Regions from separate parts of the Homo sapiens genome. Here region 2 is linked to region 1. A link is an interaction called in ENCODE POLR2A ChIA-PET data of the cell type or tissue named here. Cell type or tissue: PC-3. All regions are shown on one strand. Each heading gives the region's core, and the rest is flanking DNA. Links, peaks and the distances in the headings are about the cores only.

Region 1 (6,499 bases), core at 2,679-5,178:
TCCAGCCATCCTTCCACCTCAGCCTCCCAAGTAGCTGGGACTACAGGCAGACACCACCACACCCGGCAAATTTTTTTTTTTTTTTTTTTTTTTTTTGTAGAGATGGGGTTTTACCATGTTGCCTAGGCTGGTCTTGAACTCCTGGGTGCAAGCGATCCACCAACCTTGGCCTCCCAAAGTGCTGGGATTACAGGCGTAAGCCACCGTGCCTGGCCTCTTTTTCTTCCTGGATTCACACCATATTTCCCAGCTCCCGCTACAGTTCAGTATGATCACGTGACTGAGTTCTAGCCAGTGGAATAAGTGTGTGAGGCATGTGCCACTCTAGGCCTAGCCCAGAGGAACCTACTGTGTACAATCCCCCATGCTCTTTGCCCTTCTGATGGCTTGATGGAGACAAGCCCAGCAACCTCGAAAGCATGTACTGAAGACAACAGAATCAAAAGATGGAAGAGTTCAGGCGTGTGGCTCATGCCTGTAATCCCAGCACTTTGGGAGACCAAAGTGGGTGGATCATCTGAGGTCAGGAGTTTGAGACCAGCCTGGGCAACATGGCAAAAACCTCTCTCTACAAAAAAATACAAAAATTAGCCGGGCATAGTGGTGCACGCCTGTAATCTCAGAGGTTGCAGTGAGCCAAGATCACACCACTGCCCTCCAGTCTGGGCGACAGAGCCAGACTCCATCTCCAAAAAAAAAAAAAAAAAAAAAAAAAAGGAAGAAAGAAGTCTAGACACCTGAATCACCTCTCCCCATTTTCCCATCAGTAAATATGTATCCTAAACTTTTCCAAAACTGAAAATCAACTTATCGGCCACGCATGGTGGCTCACACCTATAATCCCAGCACTTTGGGAGGCAGTCCGATCACAAGGTCAGGAGTTCGAGACCAGCCTGGCCAACATGGTGAAACCCCATCTTTACTAAAAAAAAAATATAAAAATTAGTCGAGAGTGGAGGCGCATGCCTGTAATCCCAGCTACTCAGTAGGCTGAGGCAGGATAATCGCTTGAAGCCAGGAGGCAGAGGTTGCAGTGAGCCAAGATTGTGCCACTGCACTCCAGCCTGGGCAACAGAGTGAGACGCCGTCTCAAAAAAAAACAAAAAAAAAAGAAAATTAACTTATCAGTTTCAGCCACTGAAATAAGTGGGCTTATATGGTATAGTGGCAAGCTTATTTTATGTAATACAGTGGCAAACAGATAAAAACTTTGCTTAGAGCTTTGAATCATCTTGGCCAAGTAAATTCCTCAAATAAATTAATTTTAAGGGACTGGGCTTGGTGGCTCATGCCTGTAATCGCAGCACTTCGGAAGGCCAAGGCAGCCGGATCACCAGAGGTCAGGAATTTGAGACCAGCCTGGCCAACATGGTGAAACCCTGTCTCTACTGAAAATACAAAAAAAAAAAAAAAAAATTAGCTGGTCGTGGTGGCAGGCGCCTGTAATACCAGCTACTTGGGAGGCTGAGGAGAATAGCTTGAACCCTGGAGGTGGAGGTTGCAGTGAGCCGAGATCACGCCACTGCACTCCAGCCTGGGCGACAGAATGAGACTCCACCTTAAAAAAAAAAAAAAAATTAATTTTAAGGACGAGCCTCTAAGATTGAAATGCTTTATATCACAAAAAGCATTATAATGTGAATAATTAAAGTACTATATTTTTATAAAAGCAGAGACATTTTACTCGTAAGAACAAAATATGTTTTTAAAACACACAAGTTTGCCCAGGCATGGTGGCTCACACCTATAATCCCAGCATTTTGGGAGGCCAAGGCAGGTGGATCACTTAAGTCCAGGAGTCTGAGAGCTGCCTGGGCAACATAGTGAAACCCCATCTCTAAAAAAAAAAAATTTTTTTTAATTAGCCGGGCATGGTGGCGCCTGCCTGGAATCCCAGCTACTTCGGAGACTGAGGTGGGAGGATCGCTTGAGCCCAGGAGATTGAGTCCAGCCTAGGCAATATTAGCAAGACTTTATCTCTAAAATCTTTTTTTAAAAAGTTTAAGAAAAAAAGACACTTATTATAGAAAATATATATTTTAATAAAATCTAATCCCCCTTCCTCCTGACCAGATATCCAAAAAAAAAAAAAAAAAACCTTAAGCAATTTACAGAAACAAGAGGTTCCACAAAACAAGCAGTTCCCAAAAACAAGAATGGTGAAAATTATGTTCATACAAAAAGCAGTAATATTCTTCATATTCTCATCTGATTTCTTAAGGTTATGTTTACTCCTATTTTTTAAATGTCATGGTTCAAATAAATAAAAAAGTATGAACAGAGAGCTGGACTAGGAAGTGAGACACCTAAATTCCACCCCAGTTGGATGACCCTGAACAACTCACATAACCCCTTCCCCGGCTCAGTATTCCCAACTTCAACCTGAGGACACTAATTAAATAAGATCTGTTTCTAACTCCATACCTTCACAGTTCTAGTCCTGTTTTGGGTATCAAATCCAAATCCTGTAAGCAAAAGGTCAAGGATTCAGAAGTGAAAGGAAAGACTGTGGCTCTAACTTTGCCAAAGTGAAAAGTACAGACCTCTGCCATCAGTGAAGAAAGAACCCAGATCTGATAAGAGCTTCAAACAGGCTCAGCACCTCCTGGCACACATAGAGCGGCATCACGTTGCCCCAAGAAAATCACATCTCTACACATCAGACCCTTTCCAGTCCATTTTGCCCCATCCACAAAATGAAAATGCCACTTTATTTACTAAATCTAAAAATTCTGTTGGGAGGCAAAGGAGAGTTGAAGAATTTGCAATGAATTTAACCTGCCAGGAGAGGGAGTTTAACACCAAGCTTCCAGAAACAGGCTGCGTGGTAGCTACAACGTCCAGAAACCCAGGTTTCAACGCGGCCCTGCTTCAAGACCCAAAGGAAATTCAGCACCAGGCGGGTGAAGTGACTTACCTGTGCACAGCTGCACTCGCAGACTTCGGAGCCCCCACCTAATTCTAAAATGCTGTATGTCCATGAACTTAATAACAGAAGGTCAGGGGAGAGACGTTCTGAGAGCAACGGAAATCTATCTTAAGATAAAGATGTTTCTGAGGCTGATTTTTCAAGTCAAACTTGAGAGAGAAATTCAAAGGCTATGTTCTCATATCATATTCCTGGGTTTGGGAGGTTCATTCACAGCTTAATCCTGTCCCCTGAAGTCACGGTTACGTAAGTATGCTGTGTCACTTGCTGTCCCCACCCCCAACACAGGAGATGCAGTGTAACCTGAGCTCCTCGGCTTGAGCCACTGAAAACACTTACACAACGCTGGGACCTTTCCAAATTGACTTGTTTCCCCTTAAGAAAGGGCAAGCTATTTGATTTTCTTCCTTCCACTTCATTCACATTCATATTTCTGTATATACAGAAGAGACTGAAAAAGATAAATAAGATTGAAGGGCATTTGCAAATTTTCTTCAATTCTTGAGTAAAACAAAAAAGTCAACTATCCAATGTCACGGAAAAGTAACCAAAAAAAAAAAAATTATGGGCCTGCTTAGCCCCAATTTAAAAACATCACATCTCCTGGCTGAACTGAGCTTAAGGTCCTTGGACGGGCTTCATTTCCCACGTACTGGCTGTTTCTAGAGCCAGGCCCCATACGCTACTGCCACGCGCAGCATACTGCCACACAGAAGGGCTTTGGGGGCACATGGGAAATGGCTCTCCAAGAACACAGGAGACACATCAGCAGTCTCTTCTGACTACTCTTCTTGCCCTCTCTTCCTTCTCTGGACTACTCCAGCTACTGGGCAGCTTCGATTACGGAATGATGACTCACACGCATTCCTGTCTTGTTTGCATATCATGCTATGACTAAGCTCCATGAGATTTGATTTGTCTTCGCATCCAACGAATCTAAAAAAGTTTGATACACAGTAAGAGTTCAAAAAAGTTCTCAAGTGAGTCAACAGCAAAACAAGAATCCATAAAATTATGCAAAATGATGCGATTTTCAAACTAAAGCATCAAGTAACTGTATCTTACACTCTAAACACTTGATAAACACAGAAGCATTACAGGGTTTCCCAACTCCGGATCCTTTTTTTTTTTTTTTTGAGACAGTGTTTCACTCTTGTCGCCCAGGCTGGAGTGCAGTGGCGCGATCTCGGCTCACTGCAACCTCCGCCTCTCGGGTTTAAGCAATTCTCATGCCTTAGCCTCCCAAGTAGCTGGGATTACAGGCACGTGCCACCATGCCTGGCTAATTTTGTATTTTTAGTAGAGACAAGGTTTTGCCATGTTGGTCAGGCTGGTCTCGAACTCCCGACCTCAGGTGATCCGCCCGTCTTGGCCTCCCAAAGTGCTGGGATTACAGACATGAGCCACCACGACTGGCCTGGATCCTTTTCTAAAAAGTGGGCCAATGAAGGGTGGGTATGGTGGTTCACACCTGTAATCCCAACACTTTGGGAGGCTGAGGTGGCAGGATGCTTTGAGCCCAGGAGTTCAATACCAGCCTGGGAAACTTGGTGAGACCTCATCTCTAATTATTAATGAACAAATTAATAAAAAGTAGGTCAATGGGCCGGGCACGGTAATCCTAGCACTTTGGGAGGCCAAGGCGGGCAGATCACTTGAGGTCAGGAATTCAAGACCAGCCTGACCAAAACGGCGAAGCCCCATCTCTACTAAAAATACAAAATCAGCCAGGCGGCGTGGTGGCACATGCCTGTAATCCCAGCTACTCAGGAGGCTGAGGCAGGAGAACTGCTTAAACCTGGGAGGCAGAGGTTGCGGTGAGCAGAGATGGCGCCATTGTACTCCAAGAAAGTAGGTCAATGAAGCTATGGGCAAACTGTTCAATTACTACCTACAATGAGTGCTATTTAACAGGTATGATCTCGGCTGGGCATGCTGGCTCATGCCTGTAATCCCAGCACTTTGGGAGGCCAAGGCGGGAGGATGACCTGAGGTCAGGAGTTCAAGACCAGCCTGACAGACATGGTGAAGCCAGTCTCCACTAACAATACAAAATTATCCAGGTGTGGTAGCACATGCCTGTAATCCCAGCTACTCGGGAGGCTGAGGCAGGAGAATCACTTGAACCTGGGAGGTGGGGGTTGCAGTGAGCCGAGATTTTGCCATTGCACTCCAGCCTGGGCAACAAGAGCAAAACTCCCGCTCAAAAAAAAAAAAAGTGTGAGTCTCAAATTAGATAATTACATTTGTTGACAGTATTATACTTTCTAGACCAGCACTGTCCAGTAGAAATACAATGCAGTACAAATGTATAATTCTGAATTTTCTAGTATCCATATTTTTAAAAATGAAAAAGAATCATGTGAAATTAATTTTCATGATATAGTTTATTTAGCCCAGTAGATTTAAAATATTATTTCAAAATGTAATCAAGGGCTGGGCACGGTGGCTCATGCCTGCCCAAGTGGAAGGATCACTTGAGTTCAGGATTTCAAGACAAGCCTGAGCAACATAGTGAGACTCCATCTCTACAAAATTTTTAAAAATTAGCTGGGTGTAGTGGCACACACCTGCATCCCAGCTACTCCAGAGGCAGAGATGGGACGACTGCTTGAGCCCAAGAGTTTAGTTAGAAGCTGCAGAGAGCTCTGGTCATGGCACTGCACTCCAGCCTGGGCAACAGAGCAAGACCTCATCTCCTGCCTGGGCGTGCTGGTTCATGCCTGTAATCCCAGCACTTTGGGAGACCGAAGCACATGGATCACTTGAGGTCAAGAGTTTGACAGCAGCCTGGCCAACATGGTGAAACCCCATCTCTACTAAAAATATAAAAATTAGTCGGATGTGGTGGTGGGCACCTATAATCCCACCTACTCCGGAGGCTGAGGCAGGAGAATTGCTTGAACCCAGGAGGCGGAGGTTGCAGTGAGCTGAGATAGCGCCACTGTACTCCAGCCTGGGTGGCAGCACTACATTCCAGCCTGGGTGACAGACCAAGACTCTGTCTCAAAAAACAAATATCACCTCGTCTCTAACAACAACAAATGTGATTAACGTAAAATTATTAACATTTTACATTCTTTTTTCATAATAGATCTTTGAAATCCAGAGTGTATTTTATACTTACAGCACACCTCAATTTGGACTCACCACATTTCACGTGCTCAATACGTGATTATGTGGCTCGTGGCTACTACATAGGACACCACCAGGCTAGAATACATACTGGAAGCAGAAAACAAGCAGCTCTCCTCTTGGCATCGATAGTAAAACTAACAAGCAGATAATACCCCAGGCCCCCCTGGATATGCAACATCCATCTTCTGTGCTCCATTACAACATGTATGTGAGGAAAAGGGCAGAGAAATGTAAAACTCCTGAATCTCGAGCCAGGAATAATTTAATTGTTCTTAGCATAGAAAAGGAAAAAATAGCACTTACAGTAAGAGGAACTTTAAAATATCTATTTGACAGGTGATACATAATGTATAAGGAAGCTCTGCTGGCAGCACAAGGCACTGCCCAGTAAAACCGAGAGCTCAGCACAAAGAGTTTGAAAACACACCCACA
Region 2 (6,499 bases), core at 2,066-4,565, 710 kb after region 1:
TCTTAGGCCTCAGTTTTCCAGTGGGTTAGGTGTAAAGGTTGGCCTAGATGACTTCTTGCATCTCTCCAAGTCCACAAGAACCTTCTTTTAAGCAAGAGGCACCCAATGCCTCAGAATTCCTCTAGGCTCTACCTTTATTTATTTTGTTATTTTATTTATTTATTTATTTATTTATTTATTTTGAGATGGAGTTTCACTCTTGTTGCGCAGGCTGGAGTGCAGTGGCGTGATCTTGGCTAACCGCAACCTCCGCCTCCGGGTTGAACCTCCGGGTTCAAGCAATTCTCCTGCCTCAGCCTCCCAAGTAGCTGGGACTACAGGCATGCACCACCACATCTGGGTAATCTTTGTATTTTTAGTAGAGACAGGGTATCTCCATGTTAATCAGGCTGAAGCCTGGTCTCGAACTCCCGACCTCAGGTGATCTGCCCGTGTTGGCCTCCCAAAGTGCTGGGATTACAGGCGTGGGCCACCATGCCTGGCCTGGCTCTACCTTTAGAACACATCTGGGGCCCAACAGGCTCGCAGCCCCCACACACCCGCTGCCTCTCCCTGTCAGGCCTCTGAGCCCGAGCCAAGCCATCGCATCCCCTGTGACTTGCACCTATACGCCCAGACGGCCTGAAGTAACTGAAGAATCACAAAAGAAGTGAATATGCCCTGCCCCGCCTTAACTGATGACATTCCACCACAAAAGAAGTATAAATGGCCGGTCCTTGCCTTAACTGATGACATTCCACCACAAAAGAAGTGAAAATGGCCGGTCCTTGCCTTAAGTGATGACATTACCTTGTGAAAGTCCTTTTCCTGGCTCATCCTGGCTCAAAAAGCTCCCCCACTGAGCACCTTGCGACCCCCACTCCTGCCCGCCAGAGAACAAACCCCCTTTGACTGTAATTTTCCTTTACCTACCCAAATCTTATAAAACAGCCCCACCCCTATCTCCCTTCGCTGACTCTCTTTTCTGATTCAGCCCGCCTGCACCCAGGTGATTAAAAGCTTTATTGCTCACACAAAGCCTGTTTGGTGGTCTCTTCACACGGACACACATGAAACTCCCTATTGCAATTGTTTCCCCACAATCACCCAGCTTCCTCCCTTCCTCCCATCCAGCCTGCTCTCATCACCATAGCCAGAAACCATCCTTTTAAAGCACAATTCGGATCCTGACCCTCTACTGCTCAAACATTTCCGAAGCTTCAGGTCACTCAGAGTCAGGGCCAAAGTCCTGATACAGCCTGCAAAGCCCTGATCTAACGGGGCCCTCAATATTCTCTGACCTCCTCCCCTGCTTCTCTTCCCCTCATTCACTCACTCCAGTTTCCTGAACATCCTGGACAAGCTCCTGCCTCAGGGCCTTTCTCCCTGAGCTACCATCCTGGCTCACTCCTCACCTCCTTCAGGTCTTCGCCTAAATGTCCCCAACTTGGGAGGCCTTCCTTTCCCCTGCTTCTGCAACTCTGATCACCATCTGATGTGCTTACAGGTTTTACTGACTATTTTCTATCGAGTGTCTACCCCCACTAGAATACAAGCCCCAGGAGGGCCAGAAGTTTTTAACATTTTATCACGTCTTTATGCCCAGCTCCTAGAATAGTAGGTACTCACTAAATACGTGTGGAATGAATCGCTGCTGATCCACTGAGGGGTCAATCGTGCTGCTGAAATGAAGAGTCAAGCTATTCAACCCCCTGGCTTGAATGGCGCCATCTCAGGAACCCCTCAGAGAATTCCAAGCTCTGTACACTGTCTCCAGGAACAAAAGCGATTGTCCCAGGCAGGGTTCACATCTCAGGAAGTGTGTGAAGAAACAAAGAAAGGAAGTGACACAGGGGACACAGATCCAGAAAGCTCCTGCTGACGACACCTGGTTACCGGGAGGCATGAGGGCTCAGCGCATACGGGAATGCCTCCAGGCACCTGGAGTGCTGAGCCGTCATGCCTCCAGCTGCCTCCCTGCAGGTGGGATGAGGTCATCAATGTGAGTGCACTGGATACCCACCATGGAGAAGTACTGGAAATGAACCGAAGACAGGGGCTCTGTACTAGAGCCAAGGGAAGGCAGAAACGAGAGGAAGAAGGAAAAGAAAGGTGGTGAGAAAGAGTTTCCCATGCTGAGAACCTGCAGGCAGAGATGTAGAGAAACCCCCAGCCCCAGACCACCACTGACCAAGACAGCAGGGCACCCGGCCTCACATGCCCTCAGGTAGGCCAGGCCAGCTTCCTTCCTGGCCCTGCCTGTCCTGAAGAGCACAAGTGAAACAGACCCATGCCCATCCCCCTGCAAGCATGGTATGCCTGCGCAAACCTCAACAAGTGACCAAAAGCATCGCCCAGAAACAATCGTCTTGCCACAGGCCCCCTGCTTCTTCTCTTCACCCCAGATAGCCTGCTCTCAACACGGCAGCCAGAAGACATCCTTCTGAAGCACAATTCGACACAAGCCAGAGGAATGCAGGCTTCTGCCACCTTGTTGAAAGTAAAATACATTCTGGGCCAGGTGTGGTGGTGTGCACCTGTAGTCCCAGCTACTCAGGAGGCTGAGGTGGGAGGACTGCTTAAGCCCAGGAATTCAAGGCTGCAGTGAGCCATGATCACACCACTGCACTCCAGCCTGGGTGGCAGAGCAAGACTCCATCTCTAAAATAAGTAAATAATTCCTTTAAAAAAAAAAACAGGAAGAAAAGAAAGTACATTCTCAGGAAGACATGCTGCATCAGAGCAAACAAGGCAAATGCAGGGGTCAGTCCCCAGAGCTCCGGGGAACAGGAAGAAGAGGAGACTGAGAAGAGCCAGCAATTTCTGGCTAAAGCCCTGCGTACTGAGCAGCGTCAGGTGTGTGTCAAAGAACCATATCAATAAACAAAATGTAGATGGGAGCAGTCAGGAGGGGCACAGGTGACAGAACTGGCCAGGGCATGACATGGGTCATCAGATTGTGCCCAGATCTCTACCAAGCTCTGTGGGGACAGCAAAGGAGCTGAGGAGGAGCTCTCTGTGGACTTCAGGGCAGCATCTTTGCTCCAGGGCATGAGGGCACTCAGCCCTCTACTTCCTCTCCATAACCTCCCCATGCTCTGGGCTCTCTGGGCAGCCTTCTAACATGCGAGACTTATCACAGACCTAAACCTCACAGGGACGGACAGGCCTGCATTCCCATGTGGGACTAGGGCTGCCTGAGAGGAGGGACTAGGAAGCAAGGCCCTCGCTGCAGGTAGGGCTCTGCTGCTGCTACGGATGGAGATAAGTCCCTTCTTCACCTGGGATGGGACTTCATCCAAGGGGCTGGAGGTGGGGATGGGGGTACAGCATGGGGAGGTGGGGACGTGCCCTGGAAAGTCTGTGTCATTGCTGCTGTGGTCTGAGGCCCTGCCCATGTCATGAGCTCTCTTTCTCCTCAGGAGACAGTGACCTTTTGAGGCCTGTCACAGAGACAATGGCAGGAAGTGCCCCTCCCTGCCTGAGCCACGGGGAGTCCGGAAGGAAGCCACTGCCTGGGCCCAGGACCCTCCCCGCTGAGCTCTTGCCCAAGGGACACTGAAGCTCATGGCAATGCCAGAAGCTCTGCTCACCAATGCCGAATGGCAAACATCTTCAACTGTGAGGGCTAAGGGCAAATATTCTCCTTGGCTGGGACCCTCCTCTTTAAGGCAGACCCCTACTGTGAAAGACAGCCAGGCAGTAGGAGACACAACCCCAGCTACCCCACCCACCACCTGCCACCCCCACCTTCTGGAAGGAAGGGCTCTGGATTCCTCCACAGCAAGGAGCTTTTCTAAAAATAAACCCTGGTCCTTGAGCCCTTTCCTTCCTCAGTCCCTTGTGGAGGAGAGAGGAGAAGGAAAGATCTCGTTCTTAGCGAACCCCAGGGAGTGTGGCCTCCCTCCACCCCATGACTCTCGCTACCAGGGCCCGGTGGTCACTATGCCACAAACTCCCAAGCAGGGTGCAGAGGCATGGAGGGGGCAACCCTAATCATCCTCACATGGGGCCTGCCATTTTCTAGGGGAGGGTTTTGGGAAAAGCAGGTGGTACCAGCTCTCTAGTCCAGGATCTGGGGGGAAAGGATGGCACCCAAAGGCAAGTCTCCCACATTACAAGGTTCCCAGGTCAACAGCAGACACAGACACTTACTGAAATATTTCAGGGAAAATGATGCCAAGAATTCTGAGGTCCAAGCAGTATGCCGTGACAGCACAGAGGGAGGAAGGAGAGGCTAATGCGGACCCAGGCCTTGCAAAGAAATTTAGAGGAAAGGAGCTGTTTGAAATGGGCTTGGAAGGTGAAACAGGAACCTGACAGGTAGAGGTGGGAAGAGGGAATTTCAGGATGCTGGAACTGCATAAGCAAAGCGCAGAGAATGTACCAGCATATAAACTAGACGCGGGCAGGGATGCCTGTCTGTTTTGTTCACAGTGGCGTCTCTGGCAACTGGAATGGTCCCTGGTGCAAACTAAGTAACAATAAATACTTTATGGACAAATGAGTGGAGCAGAACAATTCCTGAAGACATTTTAGGTCTAAGTGAAGACCTTCGGATGAGGTGAGCTGCAAGGCCATGGTCTCTGCAAAGCCACTGCACTCTGGAATGCAGTTGTTAAGAAGGAATAGAACCTCCTTCCTGTAAGAAAGGAGACAGGAGACCAAGGCTGTGTTGAAGCAGCGTCCCTCAGAGCAATGTCAGTGCTCAGGCCATGCAGGGCAGAAGAGCTCTCACCGGGCCCTGCCTCGACTTGGCAGCCAAGACCTTTGGCAACAGGACAACCACGAGGCCCCAACCCCGCAGAACCCGAGTGACCCCTGGAGAAGCTGCAAGTCAGGGCTGAGTGTTACTATGTGCCCTCCCCTACATCCACTCCCAGTAGCTGGGACACCTTGGAAAGTGAATTAAAACAAAACAGAAAAACAAAAAATACAACATAGCACTCTCTCTTCTTAGCACTTGGAGGCCTTTTCACAGCAACTGAAAAGAATGAGCAATTAGAGAAGATAACAGTCCACGGTGCCAGCCTGGAACTACGGAGCCACAGAGGCAACTTAAGAGGCCCCATCACAACGTGCCCTATCTTCCCAGCAAGGATGAGGGCACCCGGAGAAGGGAAGGGACTTACCCGAGATCAGACAGCAAGTAACAGTTGAGCCTGGGCTGAACCAAGGGCCCTGTGAGTCACAGGCCAAATTTGAAAAACCATGCCATGTGCTTCCAGGTCTAGACTCGGGGTCCAATCCCAATCCCACCACTGACTAGCTGTGCAACCTGGAGCTGATATCTGCCATCTCTGAGCCTCGGCTTCCTGTGTAAAAAGGGACCCTAACAGGCACTGCTCATGGTTACTGTGGGACTTAGCCCCATGCAGCAGGGGCTGGGTACATTAAACCTACCCCCACCAGCATCCTCACCTCAGCTTTGCTAGCTTCCCTTGATGGAACATCCATCCTCCGTGCCTCCAAAGCTGAAACTAGCCAATGAGTGAACAGGAGAAGGGTTCATCAACATTTAGGAAAAAAAGAAGGAAAAATCACTTTACCTCCTGTTCCACCCAACAAAGGCCTTGGCATGGAAAATGGGGCCAAGGCCAGGGATTGTGCCTGAGACAAAGAAATACGAAATGGAAAGAAGCTTGGGAGGCCAGGGGCTCCTGCTGCCAGCTGGGGGTGGGAGGGGAGAGACTGCTACTCCCTGGGCCATTCAATCTCTAGACCTGGCACTCCCTGAGACTCAAGACAGAGGCTCAGGCCCACCCTCCACTCAGCCTTGGCTTCTCACTGTACATCCAGAGGGATGGTGCATTAAAAACCACACTCATGCTTGTTTCTGGGCCACTGACCATGACTTGCGGGCAGCTGAGCAAGGCAGCAGCCCAGCCTCTGCTCTCTGCCAAAGCCAGCGAGTAGCCAGAGCCTGAGCTTCCCAGCCAAGGCACAGAAGAAGCATAACTCCTGCCTGTCCTCTTCCATGTACTAAGGGTAGAGCAGGCCAGGCTAAGCCTCAAGAGCAAACAGAAAAGAGCCACTCTGGGGTGCTCTATAAACAGGAGAATAGCAGCCGTTGGGGCCTCAAAGGCTGACCCAAGCAGTTTTTATCCTATTTGGAATCGAAAGCTACCAGAGGCAGAACATCGGTCTTTCGTATTTAGTGAAAAGAAGTCAATATTTGCAAAAGCGTAATCAATAAATACAATCTACCCCACATTAATCAGATAAAGTCAGGTTTATAGTGTCTTTTTAAGAGACGGGGTCTCACTGTGTTACTCAGGCTGGAGTGAAGTAGTGCGACCATGGCTTACTGCAGCCTCGAACTCCTGGGCTCAAGTGATCGTCCTACATCAGCCTCCCCAGTAGCTGGGACTATAGGCATGTGGCACCTCACCCAGTTAATTTTTTTTTTCAGAGATATGCAGTCTCACTATGTTGCCGAGGCTGTCTTGAAATCCTGGCCTCCAGTGATCCTCCTGCCTTAGCCTCCCAAAGTGCTGGGATTACAGGTGTGAGCCACTGC

Evidence for each region. Peaks named below come from ENCODE experiments on the same cell type or tissue, not always from the same donor. Only the 100,000 strongest peaks of a DNase experiment are listed, where the experiment ranks them.
Region 2: POLR2A ChIA-PET joins it to region 1 with 10 read pairs; 2 of 35 experiments call an interaction of 5 or more read pairs at or near these places.

Annotation. Positions count from the first base shown.
Region 1 is chr12:122,396,864-122,403,362 of GRCh38, forward strand. All of the region lies in intron 1 of CLIP1 (CAP-Gly domain containing linker protein 1), which reads right to left. It overlaps CLIP1-AS1 (CLIP1 antisense RNA 1), which reads left to right. Exons shown (of 3, transcript NR_045382.1): 3 at 2,433-3,081. Among named protein-coding and RNA genes, the nearest start is that of CLIP1-AS1, 4.6 kb to the left of the region's middle. RefSeq lists enhancers at 3,096-3,155, 3,624-3,673, 3,694-3,753, 3,711-4,396, 3,774-3,823 and 1 more. In PC-3, for the core only: CTCF peaks have their summits at 2,781 and 3,008; DNase peaks (open chromatin) are centred at 2,828, 3,218 and 3,778; H3K4me3 peaks cover 1,080 bases; H3K27ac peaks cover 2,327 bases.
Region 2 is chr12:123,103,747-123,110,245 of GRCh38, forward strand. The region is part of intron 2 of PITPNM2 (phosphatidylinositol transfer protein membrane associated 2); the gene reads right to left. Among named protein-coding and RNA genes, the nearest start is that of PITPNM2-AS1, 26 kb to the left of the region's middle. RefSeq lists enhancers at 470-1,210, 1,211-1,953, 3,389-3,598, 3,437-4,177. In PC-3, for the core only: no CTCF peak of the experiment used is centred there; no DNase peak of the experiment used is centred there; H3K27ac peaks cover 383 bases.